Linked DNA regions of Homo sapiens: region 1 is linked to region 2. A link is a contact called in ENCODE Hi-C or POLR2A ChIA-PET data. All regions are on one chromosome and are shown on one strand. Each heading gives the region's core, a stretch centred on a gene start or an enhancer-like site at or near the end of the contact. The rest is flanking DNA. Distances are from core to core; before and after follow the strand shown.

Region 1 (3,103 bases), core at 482-2,981, 420 kb after region 2:
GAAGCTGAGGCAGGAGAATTGCTGGAACCTGGGAGGCGGAGATTGCAGTGAGCTGAGATCGCGCCCAGCCTGGGCAACAAGAACAAAACTCCGTCTCAAATAAATAAATAAAAGTAAAAAAGACTTTCAGGCCGGGTGTGGTGGCTCTCGCCTGTAATCCCAGCACTTTGAGAGGCCAAGGCGGGCGGATCACCTGAGGTCAGGAGTGCCTGGTCAACATAGTGAAACTCTGTCTCTACTAAAACTACAAAAATTAGCCGGGCATGGTGGTGGGCTCCTGTAATCCCAGCTACTCAGGAATCTGAGGCAAGAGAATTGCTTGAACTTGGGAGGCGGAGGTTGCAGTGAGCCAAGATCACGCCACTGCACTCCAGCCTGGGCAACAGAGCCAAACTCAGTCTCAAAAAAAAAAAAAAAAAAAAAGACTTTCATATAGTTCTTTCCCCAGAGGTCTAGGGATGTGGACCTGTGAGGGCTGTTGTAAATGCGTAGCTCCTTATTCTCTGGGACATTTGTTGTTTTTTTGTTTTGTTTTGTTTGCTGTTTTTTTCATTTTGTTTTGTTTTCTGTTTTTGTCTGTTTTTTGCGAAACTGGTGAGTTACTAATTAATCCTCATTCAACATAGTCCCATCCCTTCCTTCCTAGGGCACAGAGATTGTACTGAGGGGAGGGCAGGAGAGAGCAACGTGCAAGTGGGAAAACTGATTCAAAATACCTTGCTTCACAATTTCAGGACAGAAAATGGATAGTGTAAGTGACCCAGAGACTTGGCCAATGTGTCTCTGTTAAATACATCCACTTTTAAGAAAGTTAGTACTGCCAGGCACAGTGGCTCACGCCTGTAATCCCAGCACTTTGGGAGGCCGAGGCGGGTGGATCACAAGGTCAGGAGTTCAAGACCAGCCTGGCCAAGATGATGAAAACCTGTCTCTACTAAAAAATACAAAAATTAGCTGGGTGTGGTGGTGGGCACTTGTAATCCCAGCTACTCGGGAGGCTGAGGCAGAGAATTGCTTGAACCCAGGAGGCGGAGGTTGCAGTGAGCCGAGATCATGGCACTCTACTCCAGCCTGAGCAACAGAGCAAGACTCTATCTCAAAAAAAAAAAAAAAAAAGAAAGAAAGTTATTACTTAATCAAAGGAGCAAGGAAAAAAAAAGGAAGGGGGAATTTTTCTTTAGACCAACTTCCTTTTCTTGAACCTAATTCTACCCCCCTTGGTGCCAACAGATGAGGTTCACAATCTCTTCCACAAAACATGCAGTTAAATATCTGAGGATATTCAGGGACTTGGATTTGGTGGCAGGAGATCAACATAAACCAAGACAAGGAAGAAGTCAAAGAAATGAATCAAGTAGATTCTCTGGGATATAAGGTAGGGGGATTGGGGGGTTGGATAGTGCAGAGTATGGTACTGGCCTAAGGCACTGAGGATCATCCTTTTCCCACACCCACCAGAGAAGGCTTAGGCTCCCGAGTCAACAGGGCATTCACCGCCTGGGGCGCCTGAGTCATCAGGACACTGCCAGGAGACACAGAACCCTAGATGCCCTGCAGAATCCTTCCTGTTACGGTCCCCCTCCCTGAAACATCCTTCATTGCAATATTTCCAGGAAAGGAAGGGGGCTGGCTCGGAGGAAGAGAGGTGGGGAGGTGATCAGGGTTCACAGAGGAGGGAACTGAATGACATCCCAGGATTACATAAACTGTCAGAGGCAGCCGAAGAGTTCACAAGTGTGAAGCCTGGAAGCCGGCGGGTGCCGCTGTGTAGGAAAGAAGCTAAAGCACTTCCAGAGCCTGTCCGGAGCTCAGAGGTTCGGAAGACTTATCGACCATGGTGAGTGTAGGGTCTTGGGGTCGAACGCGTGCCACTCGGGAGCCACAGGGGTTGGATGGGGCCTCCTAGACCTCTGCTCTCTCCCCAGGAGCGCGCGTCCTGCTTGTTGCTGCTGCTGCTGCCGCTGGTGCACGTCTCTGCGACCACGCCAGAACCTTGTGAGCTGGACGATGAAGATTTCCGCTGCGTCTGCAACTTCTCCGAACCTCAGCCCGACTGGTCCGAAGCCTTCCAGTGTGTGTCTGCAGTAGAGGTGGAGATCCATGCCGGCGGTCTCAACCTAGAGCCGTTTCTAAAGCGCGTCGATGCGGACGCCGACCCGCGGCAGTATGCTGACACGGTCAAGGCTCTCCGCGTGCGGCGGCTCACAGTGGGAGCCGCACAGGTTCCTGCTCAGCTACTGGTAGGCGCCCTGCGTGTGCTAGCGTACTCCCGCCTCAAGGAACTGACGCTCGAGGACCTAAAGATAACCGGCACCATGCCTCCGCTGCCTCTGGAAGCCACAGGACTTGCACTTTCCAGCTTGCGCCTACGCAACGTGTCGTGGGCGACAGGGCGTTCTTGGCTCGCCGAGCTGCAGCAGTGGCTCAAGCCAGGCCTCAAGGTACTGAGCATTGCCCAAGCACACTCGCCTGCCTTTTCCTGCGAACAGGTTCGCGCCTTCCCGGCCCTTACCAGCCTAGACCTGTCTGACAATCCTGGACTGGGCGAACGCGGACTGATGGCGGCTCTCTGTCCCCACAAGTTCCCGGCCATCCAGAATCTAGCGCTGCGCAACACAGGAATGGAGACGCCCACAGGCGTGTGCGCCGCACTGGCGGCGGCAGGTGTGCAGCCCCACAGCCTAGACCTCAGCCACAACTCGCTGCGCGCCACCGTAAACCCTAGCGCTCCGAGATGCATGTGGTCCAGCGCCCTGAACTCCCTCAATCTGTCGTTCGCTGGGCTGGAACAGGTGCCTAAAGGACTGCCAGCCAAGCTCAGAGTGCTCGATCTCAGCTGCAACAGACTGAACAGGGCGCCGCAGCCTGACGAGCTGCCCGAGGTGGATAACCTGACACTGGACGGGAATCCCTTCCTGGTCCCTGGAACTGCCCTCCCCCACGAGGGCTCAATGAACTCCGGCGTGGTCCCAGCCTGTGCACGTTCGACCCTGTCGGTGGGGGTGTCGGGAACCCTGGTGCTGCTCCAAGGGGCCCGGGGCTTTGCCTAAGATCCAAGACAGAATAATGAATGGACTCAAACTGCCTTGGCTTCAGGGGAGTC
Region 2 (3,341 bases), core at 154-2,653:
TCTCGGCAGACAAGCTAGGTGGTCCAGTATCCATGGCAACAATGGTGATATTATAGCCTGAGACCTCCTCCCGATCCAAGCTTCTGTCAGTGACCAGTGAGTAAGAATTCCCAAATGTAGGTTTGATTACAAAGGGAAGGTCTTCTCTGAGGAAGCAGGTGACTTTTCCTCCCACTCGAATGTCCCGGTCTCTGATAGTGAAAAGGGCTACTACTGTCTGTGGTGGTGAGTCTTCAGGGAGTGGGCTGGACACAGAGGAGACCATCACTTCGGGAGGATTGTCATTCACATCCACCACTTCTACCAGGACTTTGCTGTGGGCAGAGAGGCCTCCACCATCTGTAGCTTGAATGTCAATGTCGTATGTTTCAATGGCTTCAAAATCGAGGGGTCCTCTTAGTCGAACTTCTCCATTTTGAGGGTCAATCTGAAACGTCTTGAGAATTGCTTCTGGGTTTTGAGCTAAAGAGTAAGTTATCGCTTTGTTGGTGCCCTCGTCTAGGTCCACGGCAGTCACCGTGGCCACCAAAGAGCCATTGGGGCTGTTCTCTGATACCTGGGCTCTGTACACCAGTCGCGAGAACTGGGGCACGTGGTCGTTGACATCCAGAACCACCACGTGGATGTGAGCTGTGCCAGACTTAGGCGGGGACCCGCCGTCCACCGCCGTAATTGTCAAGTTGACTTCAGGCTGCTCCTCTCGGTCCAGGGGTTTGTTCAGCACCAGCTCAGCATATTTAGGCCCGTGGCTGCAGAAGCGGGTGTGCAGGTGGAAATACCCATTGGCACTCAGGGTGTAGTTCTGGAGACCGTTAAGGCCCACGTCCAGATCCTGGGCGCTCTGCAGAGGAAAACGTGAACCCAAAGGGGTGCTCTCCGGAATCTTTAAAAGCGGCTCCTTGTTTAGGAAAACTGGGGCATTGTCATTGATATCAAATACCCTGACCTCGGCCCGGAAGGACTGCAGCGGCTCCACCAGGACTACTTCAAAGTGCAGAACACAAGGGTCGGCTTTGCCACAAAGTGACTCCCGATCCAGTTTCTCCTTCACAAACAAATCTCCCGTCTTGCGGTGGAGCCGGAAATGCATTTTGTTGCCCTCGGAAACCAGCCGCGCCCCGCGCGCAGCCAGCTTCCCTACCTCCAGTCCTAGGTCCTTAGCTACGTTGGCCACAAACGAGCCGCTCTCCATTTCCTCTGCCACTGAATAGCGGATAGTTGTCGCATCCCCCACAGATATGCACAGAAAAATGAGAAGAGATCCCACTTGCCTGTTTTGCAAAGATTTTCTGCGCGTACCCGCCATCAGTTCTCACAAGCGCGCTCTCTGCAATCAGAGCCAACTGTTGCGGATATACTTTCACTTTTCTGCAACAGGTTACTGCAACAGCTGCTCTCCGCTTCACTAGCCTCTAACTGCAGCACCACCAAAGGCTAGCCGAGCCCATTAAGCTGTTTTGCACTTGAAAGAAAATTTGCATTGAGCGACTCAACTCCCCAGTCTAGCGAATGTATTAATAGATATGTTCTCATTCCGGAGAGTTAGGTAGAGGTTGAAAGTTTGTTGCCAAAGCAACAACAGACTCACCTGTTAATTCCCTTTCAGGAAAAAAAGTCCTTGGGAATTGAGAAGCCAATGAGATTAGTCGTTCAAGCTGAAGTCATTCTATCTGCTAGCTGTCTGGAGCCACTGAAGCTGTGGGCGAACAGCAACAAGTTTAAGCTACATCTGCACACTCTGCGGTCCATCCAGAGACCAAGAAAGAAGCACAAGGATCCTGCAGAGTCTTCCGAAGCCCAAGCCAAATATATGAGGCAGGGAGCTAGAGAATGTGGAGGAAGTGGTCAGTAGGAAAAGGAATGGGAACAGACATTCTCCTTCAGAAACTTGAGGTCCAGTAAGTACACTGACAGGGGACTAAGCCAACTGACCTCTTGATTTGCACTACGCTATCATGCTACTTCTACGTATTCGCTCCGCCCCCCTCCAAATATCTGTATACACGTGCACAAAGGGAGCAGCTGGCTTGTCACTTATGATTATAATGGCAGTAGTATTTATTGGATATGATTTCCATGTACTGAGACTATGACAAGTGATTTACATGCATTATTTAATTTAATACTTGCAACAACTATATGGAGTAGACATTATTAAAAAAAAAAAAAGACAAAGAAAGTGAGATGGGAGAGGTTATGTCAAGGTCCCCTACCTAGCAAATGTTAGAAATAAAACTCAATTTAATTTTGTCTGACTCCGAAGTCTATGCTCTTAATCAGTACACTACTCTGCTTCCCAGATAATATAATGAATAAATCAAATGAAGATAAATATTTGGTTTTGGATTTTAAAGCAAATAAAATAAGATTGCTTACACATATTGAAAATGACCTAATAGAAATATAGGAGATATTTGTTGAGTTTCCTTTATGATCATAGGATAATAGAATGTTTAATAAGACATTTCAGAAAGATGAGATCCAGTCTCCTTCTCACCCACTCTCCACTTTAAAAAAAAAAAAAAACAGATGAAGAAACTAAGGCCCGAAGTGATGAAGTCACTTGCCCAATTCATACAGCTACTCATGGCAGTGTAAGAACTAGAACTTGTCTTCTGATGCTGTCTCATGCTCATTACCTAAAACATTTGATTTCTCATTTGTGCTCAATACTTTATGTCCCAGGTGCTATAAAATTATGGCCACTTAACGGAAATCTAACTATATTTTCCAATAGGAAAAAAAGAATGAAAGTAGAAAGTGTACAGAACATTAATTACATCCTGACATGAGGGAATTAATGAATCTCTCAATCTCTGTCAGTTATTTTAACACCTGGCTTAAGTGTGCATCCTTAAACAGTTTAGTTTTGCCTCTTTTGAAAACTATATATCTTACTTGAGTATGAGTAGAAATAAAACAAAACTATGTATCAAGTAAAGTGTACAGTAGGTAATCCTTTGAATTTTGTTTCTTTCCCTCATTTTTTAGCTCAATGTAAGATTGGTGTTATCTTTAGCTCTAGTTCATTTATTTCCATTACCGTATAAAATACCAATATATTGTCAATGTCCTTTAGCTAGAGACCATCAGACACACACCTGTAGTTGAACAAAGTTATATTTACTGACTTATTATAACAAGGGAAGCTGTACACCATAGAGAGTCATGGAGCATCTCAGTGAAACGGTGTTAGAAAGAACATATATTTGGTCTTGTGTTAGATGATTTGGGGGAGGTTTGAAGCAGAGTGCTCTGGATTGGATGTCATCATAAGTGGAGTTAACTCTATGATGAGTATATTGATAATTCTTATGTAGAAGGTGAGAGGAAAGGGGTGA

The links. Hi-C counts contacts between places; a loop is a spot of excess contacts on that map. ChIA-PET counts read pairs that join two places held with the same protein, here RNA polymerase II (POLR2A). Pooled maps may share reads with other maps.
Region 1: a map with no recorded cell type shows a loop between it and region 2 (2.6-fold over the local background). The contact joins the promoter of CD14 here to the promoter of PCDHB1 in region 2. A Hi-C loop is called at or near these places in 1 of 37 single-sample maps with no recorded cell type and 8 of 50 pooled maps. POLR2A ChIA-PET finds 5 or more read pairs at or near these places in 1 of 52 experiments (MCF 10A).

Annotation. Positions count from the first base shown.
Region 1 is chr5:140,631,803-140,634,905 of GRCh38, reverse strand. CD14 (CD14 molecule) reads left to right here and starts at 1,731. Exons shown (of 2, transcript NM_000591.4): 1 at 1,731-1,837; 2 at 1,926-3,103. The coding sequence starts at 1,835. The coding sequence ends at 3,050. It also overlaps a transcript of TMCO6 not described here. RefSeq lists enhancers at 2,087-2,586, 2,799-2,858, 2,587-3,088.
Region 2 is chr5:141,049,436-141,052,776 of GRCh38, reverse strand. It overlaps PCDHB1 (protocadherin beta 1), which reads right to left and starts at 1,403. Exons shown (of 1, transcript NM_013340.4): 1 at 1-1,403. The coding sequence starts at 1,306. It overlaps PCDHB1-AS1 (PCDHB1 antisense RNA 1), which reads left to right. Exons shown (of 4, transcript NR_105056.2): 3 at 1,607-1,898. It also overlaps PCDHB@. RefSeq lists an enhancer at 994-1,822.